Linked DNA regions of Homo sapiens: region 2 is linked to region 1. The links are chromatin contacts, found by Hi-C in ENCODE. All regions are on one chromosome and are shown on one strand. The core of a region is the stretch at or near the end of the contact, and the rest is flanking DNA. Distances in the headings are between cores, read along the strand shown. Region 1 has its middle 22 kb from the start of LINC02997. Region 2 has its middle 160 kb from the start of LINC02219.

Region 1 (5,029 bases), core at 870-3,369:
TCTAGGGTCTGGAGGGTGGGTGGCCCTGCTTCTGCGGCCTCCACCAGGCATTTTCCTTGTGGGGACTCTGAGGCAGTGGGGACTCTGAGGCAGTGGGTAAATAATGATTTTCTTGTTTTTATTAATCTTTCTTAAATGTACATATAGCTCACATTTATTTCAGTGTTAAATATTAGAAGTGTTTTGGTTTTTCTTTAGAAGTTTGGTGATGTTTTTGTGAACGGAAATAGGCCATTACTGTTATTTATATCAATTAGCCTACAATAAAATTGGTTTTGTTTTTTGGCATTTCACTAAGTGAGGACTTAGCTGTATTGTTTGTTTTAATAAAAAATATAATTGCTCCTCCATCTCTTTAAGTATAATTGACCCTCTAGGAGAGGGGGCATGGTTAGACTATGGCTTTGAATGTCCTCTGGGTACAAATGGGTGTTAAGAATCTATCTGCTTTGAGGATTCAGGTACCAGTTCGAGAAATGCCAGGCTATGCAGTACTGCTCCTTTAGCGGAGGTTACAGAGCCATAGATGGCCATGTGTTTGGGATGTTATCAAGGGAATTTGTGCACTCAGTAAAAGGTTAGACTAGAGGAGGCTTAATGACGTCTAGTTTTCTATGGCATTAACATAACATAATGATTGAGGGTAAGGTTGTAGAGTCAGATGGGCCTGGGATTTGACTCCAACACCTGGCAGTTGTATGCTTTGAGGCAAGTTATTTAATGTCTTAAAGGCTCAGTTTCTGAAAGAGTAAAGAGTAGTTAATTATACCTACCTCATAATGGGTGTTGGAAGGATTAAATTAGCTGGTATACTGAAAGTACTTAGCTCAGAGTCTGGCACATGTTAAATGTTCATAAATGGTGGCCATTGTTCTGTTTTTTACCAAGGGGGCTCTGGGACAGGAGTGGAAATGAGCCCTCAGGCCATCTCCTTACACTTTCCTTCTCTGTGCTTGCTCCCCTCCTTGCTTTGCCCCAGTTGTAGGAGGTGATTGGAGCTTTGCCTGGCAAAACATGATGGACTGATCATGAGCCATTTCTTCTGCAGCAAATAAAAATGTTTTGGATCCTATTTCCTGCCTATGGTCTTGCACATCCTTGGAGGAACAGTCAACTGCACTGAAGCATTTCTTCCTCCCTCTAACTGCTCTGTAGGATGGGGTAATGGGCATGTTGTTGGCTGCAGCAAAAGGTGTCCACCAGGGCTTTTTCCCCTCTTAATACTATGTAGCAAGACAGGTAACAATTTGACCTTCTTATATTTATCACAAATAAGGAGAGCAAGTGATAAAGTATAGTAAGGACATATGAATTCTACATAGAAAAAAAAGCCAGTGAGAAAGTGTTCTCTTTCTCTCTCCTTTTAATGAGTCAGACATTGTAACCACATTTCTTTGCTAACCAGTCATTTGTAATGCATAGAAATTTAGTCAGCTAGAGCCTGTCTTCCAGGTGAGCGGTGCCAAAACCAATCGATCGTTTCTGATGCTGCTTCTGTAACTGTGCCATGGAACTAGCCATAGTTATGAACATTCTGCTGCTCTGTGCTGCCTCAGAACATTCCCCACAGGCCTTTGTGCCTTCTCGTCATCATTATCAGTATTATCCCTGTGATCAAAATACATGAATTTTGTTTTCTGTTTGAAAAAGCACTGCACTAGGCAAAATTTGGGAACAGTCAGATCCCTGCTTCAAACAAATTTACACTGTGAAGATCACCGTAAGAGGTGAGCAACTCTGAATAAACATATTGCTCAAATAAGCAGTGTCACAATGACTTCTTAGAATGGACTGTTCACGAGATAATCAGGCCTTGGGTAGGAAAACAGATAAAACAGAAGGTTACTGTTGATTAATGTTTTATTTTTGCTGAGCCAGTTTGATGCCCTTAACTACCATTTCTGTGCAGCAAAAGGGGCCAGCAAAGACCTTTCTGATAAAAGTTCAAAAAGCCTTATTGTAAGAGTGACAAAAATGTTAGTGAGTAGAGTCCTTATCGTGGATAATGGAATAGTTCCTCTTGGTGGAAATGGGCTGTTCTGCCAAGGGAACTCAAGGGAGTGATTGGGAGGTTTTTGTATATTATGTAAGCAAGTTTATTTTGGGAGCTCGGGGCAGAGTGTGCTGCTGTCTTTAACCACATGTGCTTATTTCCATAATGACCACTTCTTTCCTGGGCTGTGTGGAACATCATCTACATTAGTGCCGGGTGAGCAGCCGTGAAGAGGTGGTAAGGCACCAAAACTAGTGAGATGCTCTGATGATGCTTGTTGAACTCTGCCCAGAAGTAAACATCTGAATTTGGAAATGTAAAGATATTACCAGTTAAACCAATCCATTGCATTTGGATTCCCATTCACAAATGCATCCAAAAGCCCCTTACAATACTCAGCTTTCACTCTCTGAGTAAAAGTCTCTATCTTTTCTAGTTTATTCACTTAAAATAAGTATTGACCAGAAATTGTTTATGAACTCATAGTGCAAATTCTGTAGGCCTCAAACTTAAAACCCTAAATAGTTATGGCTTTATGTTTTGAAAGTTCGTGTCCTTCCTAGGATTTTCTCAGCTCTACTGTTGCCTACTTCCTTCTTCTTTATATTGTTCTGCAGCCTGCATTTTTCTGAATATGTTTCTTTCATTTTCATGAAGCTGGTGCTTGATCTGATCTCTCCACTTCCTTCTTAAAATTGGTTTGGCAAGTATGAAAGTATAGTTTTTACAATGGTAAAAATCATGATTCTCAGGCAAATGCAAAACAAGCACATGACAATGATTTTATTTAATTCATTAAATAATGGAGGGGGCAGGTAAAACAGTAAAACCAGCCCAAAAAGCACTGGAAACGTGACATATATAGTCAATTCAACAAAGAAATGTTAGGATATAATTTCTGGGTTAGGCACAACACTGGTTAATGTCCAGCAGGTCCGTTGGTTCACACTGTTAGTCTATTTACTCTGGATTAAATTTATTTATGTTTCTAGTAATAAAAATGTCCATGTTGGCTGTTACAGAGTTGTAAATTGTTGTAAAAAGTGCACCCTAGCACTGTACTGAAAGTACACCCAGTAATCTCCTTTCAAAATATTGGAATAATATTTTTAGACACAATCTAGTCTCTCACATTGCAAAAATAGAAAGAAAGCAAGCAAAAATCAAAAATATTCTCTTCCTCATCTCAATTCATTTCTTCCCTATTGCTCTCATGCCCTTTCATAGCCAAAGTAGTAGAAAGAGTTGTCTAGTTTCACTGGCTTCATTTCCTCACCTCTCACTTACTCTCCAGTCCACTCCGATATGAATTCTAGCGCCATCATTTTTTTCTCATCTTCTGCTGTGGTCACCAGTGACCTACATCTTTCTAGATCCAATGAATGTTTTTTATTCCTTATCTTATCCGACCTTTCAGCAGCTTTTGAATTTAACCACACATTCCTTGATACATTCTCTTCCTTTGGCTTCTGGGCGCTAATACTCTCCTGGCTTTTCGCCTGCTTCTTAGGATCCTTCTTCTCTGTCTCCTTGGCAGGCTTATTCTGTACTGCTCTGACATTAAATGTTGGGATTTCTCCATGTCGGGCTCTAGACCCTCTGTTCTTCAGTACTTTCTTCTCAGACACCACCCAAGCTCATAACTTCAGTTATCCCCATTTGCAGATGAAGCACACATTTGTTATCTCCAGGCTACATACTTCTGCTCATATACATGCCTGCTTGCTTGACACCCTCTTTTGAATTCCTAGAGACATTTCAAGTTTAATCAGGATAAACCTGAACTTATGAATTCCACTCTCCAACACCCCTAATTAAAGCAAGTCTTCTCCCAGTGTCCCTATCTTAGACAATACTACCTACTCAGCAATGCAAGCAGCAACCTAGGGAGCAACTGAGACATATCACTCACACCAAACCCTGTTGCCTTCAGACTCACTGTGGATGTCTACCTCCATGCAGAGCTGCTCTCCAGAATTCAAAGAAATGGCCTTTAGAATTTATTTTTATTTATTTACTTGTTTTATTAATTTTTTATTTTTTATTTCAATAGGCTTTTGGGGAACAGGTGATATTTGGTTACATGAATAAGTTCTTTGGCGGTGATTTCTGAGATTTTGGTGCACCCATCACCCTAGCAGTGTACACTATGCCCAATGTGTAGTCTTTTATCCCTCGCCAACACCCACACTTTCTCCCTAGTCCCCAAAGTCCAATGTATGATTTTTATACCTTTGCGTCTTCATAGCTTAGCTCCAAGGTATGAATGAATAAATACAATGTTTGGTTTTTTATTCCTGAGTTACTTCACTTAGAATAATAGTCTCCAGTTCCATCCAGGTTGCAGTGAATGCCCTTATTTTGTTCCTTTTAATGGCTGAGTAGTATTCCATGGTGTGTGTATGCATGTGTGTGTGTATATATATATATATCATATAATATTTTCTTTATCCACTTGTTGATTGATGGGCATTTGGGCTAGTTCCATAGTTTTGCAATTGCAAATTGTGCTGCTATAAACATGCACGTGCAAGTATCTTTTTCATATAATGACTTTTTTTTCCTCTGGGTAGATACCTAGTAGTGGGATTGCTGGATCAAACAGTAGATCTACTTTTAGTTCTTTGAGGAATCTCCACACTGTTTTCCATAGTGTTTGTACTAGTTTACATCCCCACCAACAGTGTGAAAGTGTTCCCTTTTCACTGCATCCCTGCCAAGATCTATTATTTTTTAATTTTTTTATTATGGCCATTCTTGTAGGAGTGATGTGGTATTGCATTGTGGTTTTGATTTGCATTTCCCTGATAATTAGTGATGCTGACCATTTTTCTATATGTTTGCTGGCTCTTTGTATGTGTTCTTTTAAGAATTGTCTATTCATGTCCTTAGCTCAGTTTTTGATGGGATCGTTTTGTTTTCTTGCTGATTTGTTTGAGTTCTTACAGAGTCTGAATATTAGTCATTTGTTGGATGTATAGATTGTGAATATTTTCTCCCACTCTGTAGGTTGTCTGTTAACTCTGCTGATTATTT
Region 2 (5,029 bases), core at 669-3,168, 210 kb before region 1:
CACCCCTCTAGTCCTTGTTTTCCTTGCTTGTATATGGGGTGGATGTTGTTTAAAGTTCCCTCCAGAATTGACTTATCTAAGAAATTACAGATACCGTTTTCATTTGTTCACATGTAAGTTATAAGAGCATGCATGAAGGTACTGGTGAGTGTGGTGGCTCATGCCTGTAATCCTAGCACTTTGGGAGGCCAAGGTGGGAGGATTGCTTGAGCTCAGGATTTTGAGACCAGCCTGGGCAACAGCAAGACCTAATCACTATAAAAAATTCAAAAATTAGCTGGGCGTGGTAGTGCACGCCTGCAGTCCCAGCTACCTGGGGGGCTGAGGTGGGAGGATAGCTTAGGAGGTCAAGTCTGCAGTGAGCCATGATGGTGCTACTATACTTGAGCCTGGGCAACAAAGCAAGACCCTGTCTCAAAAAATAAAAAGTTTAAGCTTCTCACTCTTCCTGTTGTTGACCTCAGTGGTCCTTCTAAGGATACAAGCTGCTCCCTCTTAAAGAGGCTCTGTAGTTTTTACTCTCTCTCTCTTTCTGTCTTGCTCGCACATTCATATACCATTTGAGGCTCACATAATGGATCAGGCTATTTACTTTCCCTTTCAAGAAACCTTGTCATTTGATTGGGATAGATCTGATATCTGGGACATCTGGGTCATGTGTTATTAGGAGGAGAATCTAACTGACCTTTCCCACCTCCCCACCTCCTATAATAAATGCTTCTCTCTAACATCTTCTGCTTTCTTCTCTTTAAAGTGACCCCTGCCTATAGCAACCTTATGAGTGGGCACAGGGCATAGTTAACTTCCAGAGGCATTTGCTGTCTCAGACAGAGCTGCAGCTGCCTGGGGCTGGTAGAAAGTCTACTGGTTGATCATCAGTTCGGACTAATCATTACCCACTAAGCATAGATGACCATGTGGAGGGCAGGCTGCAATGGACGGTGCTTTACTTTCCCTTGCCAGGGCTGTCTAGATGAACCAGACTTCCACCAAACTGGAAGTAGCATTGGAGACACTTTCCAGGTTACAGTGTGAGGTGTTAGAATGAATACTCCAGTTCAGTGTGGGTGGACTCACGTATCTGCATTTTAAACAAGTGCCCATTTGATTCTTGTGGAAACTAACTTTTCTTCCAAGCTGTAACCGCTAGCTAACTTTATATTACATAGTCATCTGATTATTGCCTTCCTGCTTCACACCCACTCCCTGCCCTCCCTGTAGAATGCTCCAGGATTATACAAAATTTGTCTTTTGGCTTGCTACTACATGTATCTCCAGAATCTGGTACATAATAGATGTTTAAATGACTACTTATTAAATGAGTTAAAGTCTAAAAAACAGTCTATCTTGACAGGTTGCAGAATACTGATGACTCATGTGTTTCTTATAATAAAATTTCCTCCTGATATGTTGTGATAACATTCTTGTGAGTGTGTTTGAATATGTGGAGGTAGATGGAAGGAAAGATTGGTTTAATTCACTACTCTGCCCCAGGATTTAGGATGTGGACTTGAGCCAAATAAATGCAATATCTCTGGATTTTAAACTAGACCACTTATACTGTGGGCCTATATGCTTTTAAAAACATTATTTCTGTTAAAACCAGACTTCTATACTGAACCAATTGAACAGATAGTCTAGAATAAAATAATTTGCTGTTAGAGTTTGACTGTAAATCAGCCTCTGTATAAAGAAAATGTTTGACGGTCTTATGGCAGTGAAACATAAACAAACTGTAAATACATTCTTTTCACTGGTTTGTCAGGCTGGGCAAAACTTGACTGTTCACATCATCTTTGTATGGTCTATCAAAGTCTCAAATGAAAATATATTTTTGAGCTTTGTAAGATCCCAACAAAGAAAAATAAAGAGTTCCTTCGTCTACAGACCAAGCACAAGTATTAGGTGGCCTGCCAAGCTCCAAGCAGAACAAGAATGTGGCTGTTGCAGCCAAGTTCAGCTATCATAAATTTAAATATGCATTCCTTCTACTTGAGAATGGCTTATTTCCGTCACTTAGAGGAAGAGCTGACTCTTCCCTTGCAGACAAGCACCAGGCTTGGAAAAAAGCTATAAAGTAAATTAAAGTACCACAAGGTATTTACTAGCCTGCAAAATGTGCACCACGTTTAAGATCTTTCCAGCATGCTTCGTGATGAGGCTAAACAGATGAAATTATGCAACTATAGCCAAACTCCATCTCCAGTCTTACCTGTAAATGGTAACTCACAACCAAAGGGAGCAGAAAAAGAAATACTGGAAAGGAGAGAAACCAAATTTTGTGCTGCTTCACTGAGAAACATTTAAATGAAGGATAAAGAGCCAAGGGAAGCACCGGGAAAGAAAATATAATTTTCACTACACTCTATCGGAACCACCACCCCGATAATAGTGTTATTGGCACATTAGCTGTATGGTTGTGTTTACTGAAGTATTCTTTGGATACAGGTCATATGGTCAGGCTATCCTGTATTTAAAAAGCAAGATTGGTCTTAGAGATAAGACCAGGCAAGTCATCAAATATAATGCTTAATTATGTGGAGGGAGGACATTTACAACCAGGAACCGGAACTGAGCTGAGATGTTGAAGTGATTGACCAGTGAGAATTCACTTGAAGCCTGAACAGGGACAAAGAAAAGGATGTTTGGACACTGACTCTTACGTATCAAAAAGAAAAAAAGGATTTGCATGGGGCAGCAAAATGAAAGTTAGGAAGCAAGAATCCTTGAAAATTTCTATAAACATTGTGAATTGACATTGCCTTGTATCCAAATTAACTCTGGTAGCTCCACGTTACCTTGACGGGTGAATATTTTCTCACATCTTTGATTTTTTTCTTATGATTTTATCATGTAAATAAAGAAGAAGGAAGAAGGGAAGGTAATGAACATGTATTGAGTGTCTACTATGTGTCCAGAGTGTTACATATGTGCTCATAAAGTTCCCAAATTCTCTTGCCTTTGGGGTTTCTTTTAAATGCTCAACAAATGTAACCCGATGCTCCATTCCACAGGTTCTCATCTTCCTGAGTTTCCCCTTTCTTAGTAATCTTGTGCTTGCTAGAAAATGCACCCTCAGTCCTCTGATCTGGCTTTTGTCATCTCTCACATTAGACTTCTCTTTCAGGCATTTCTCTTCACACTTTTTGATTTCTGTAATGCCCTCTGGCTTCTCCCCACCCTGAGGCACTCTTGGTATGAACAAATACTCTTCTCCTTTTCTCAGAAAGCATGGTTACTACCTACCAATTTTTAATGTATGATAAAACTTTACAAATAGCTTGAGAATAACAGAAGACAATTACAATGCCAAGATGGAAAATTCAGACTATATATCAGACATTCCTACTCCTGGAAACACAAACCAAGCTCCTTCACAAAGGATCAGTGATTGGTTGCTTCCTCCTGAGCCCCAGTCTGCTACCCTGGTCAGGGGCTGTCCCCACTCCCTCAACTCTGTACTCACTAGACTTAGGCCAAGTTTCCCTCAACCTGTCTTAATGTCCCAGACCTGTCTTAATGTCTTAATTATTGTGCATAGAAGTCTAGCTCCTCATTCTCCAAAATGTCTTAGTTGTGAAATGGGATTTGGCCTTTTCCTTTGGATAATGAAATCCCCCTTGAAATGCTCTTCACAGACAAAAGCGTCAACTTCCTCCAAAAGCACATTCTTGAGCAACAGTTACAAATTGCAGGTGGCTTTCAGATAGTAATTATATATATATATTTTAATTATTATATGTATATATATATTTTTCTTCTTCTTAGACATGGCTACACACATTGCTATGATCTGAATATGTCACCCCAAATTTATGTGTTGGAAACTTAATTTCCAATGCAACTGTGTTGGGAGGTGGGGCCTAGTAAGAGGTGTTTAGGTCATGAGGGCTCTGCCCTCATTAATGGATTAATGCCACGATCTAAAGGGCTTGTGGGGTTGGGTTTGCTCTCTTCTGCTCTTCTGCCATGTGAGGACACTGTAAGAAGTCCTTACCAGATGTTGGTGCTATGATCTTGGACTTCTCAGCCTCCAGAACCGTGAGGAATAAATTTTTGTTCTTTATAAACTACCCAGTCTCAGGTATTTTGTTATAGCAGCAAATATTAAGTAAAATATATGTAGCCCAAATTTTCTATCTATTTAATTGCTCATTGTCTGTCTTCCCTTACTGGAATGTAAGCTCCATAAAGGTATGATTTTTGTGTATGTATGTATTGCTATATCTAAAACAGTGTCTGACACTTAATAGGCACTCAGTATACGTTTGTCAAGTGAATAAATCTTATTTAACCCTCAATATAAGCCTGTGGGATAAGTATTATATTTTATTTATTTATTTTTTTTATTTTTAAGAGATAGAGTCTTGCTCTATAACCTACGCTGGAGTGCAGTGGCATGATCATAGCTCACTGTAACCTTGAAAACTCCTGGGCTCAAGTGATCCTCCTGCCTCAGCCTCCTGAGTAGCTGGGACTAAAATACATATTTTAAATATATATATATATTTTATATATTATAAAAATATATTTAAAATATACAATTATATATTATATATTATTTATATATAAATGAAAAATGTATATGTATTTTTTGTAGAGATGGTGTCTTGCTATGAAGTCTAGGCTGCTTTCAAACTCCTGGCCTCAAGTGATCCTTCCACCTAGGACTTTCAAAACATTGGAATTATAGGCAGAAGCTGCCATGCCTGGCCCAAGATAAGTATTATTACCCTTATTTTCCAGAAGAGAAAAAAGAATTTAAAAGAATATAAATGACTTTTCCAGCCTCCCACAGATAGGAAGTGCTACAACAGTTTTGATGAGCTTCAGAGCCAATGCTATTTCTGATACATTTACTTTTTTTCATGTTGTTCCCAAATAGCATTTGCCAACTCACATTTATTAAAGGTTTTGTCTGAGCTTATCCAGGCTTTTAAAGAGGACTCTTTCTCAGGGGAATAATGGGGGTGGTGACAGAGTCCCAAGGGAAATGCAACAGTGTGGAGTCAGAACCACATATTCTAAG

Evidence for each region. A loop is a pair of places that touch in the nucleus more often than their neighbours do. Pooled maps may share reads with other maps.
Region 2: a pooled map of heart left ventricle shows a loop between it and region 1 (2.0-fold over the local background). The contact joins two enhancer-like sites. A Hi-C loop is called at or near these places in 1 of 168 maps with a recorded cell type or tissue (Right ventricle myocardium inferior) and 2 of 50 pooled maps.

The regions. Positions count from the first base shown.
Region 1 is chr5:67,812,706-67,817,734 of GRCh38, reverse strand. No RefSeq gene overlaps it. Among named protein-coding and RNA genes, the nearest start is that of LINC02997, 22 kb to the right of the region's middle. Within about 2 kb of position 2,119, at least 10 of the 41 ENCODE cell types and tissues checked have a DNase peak (open chromatin) inside an H3K27ac peak, as active enhancers do.
Region 2 is chr5:68,024,706-68,029,734 of GRCh38, reverse strand. No RefSeq gene overlaps it. Among named protein-coding and RNA genes, the nearest start is that of LINC02219, 160 kb to the left of the region's middle. Within about 2 kb of position 1,918, at least 6 of the 41 ENCODE cell types and tissues checked have a DNase peak (open chromatin) inside an H3K27ac peak, as active enhancers do.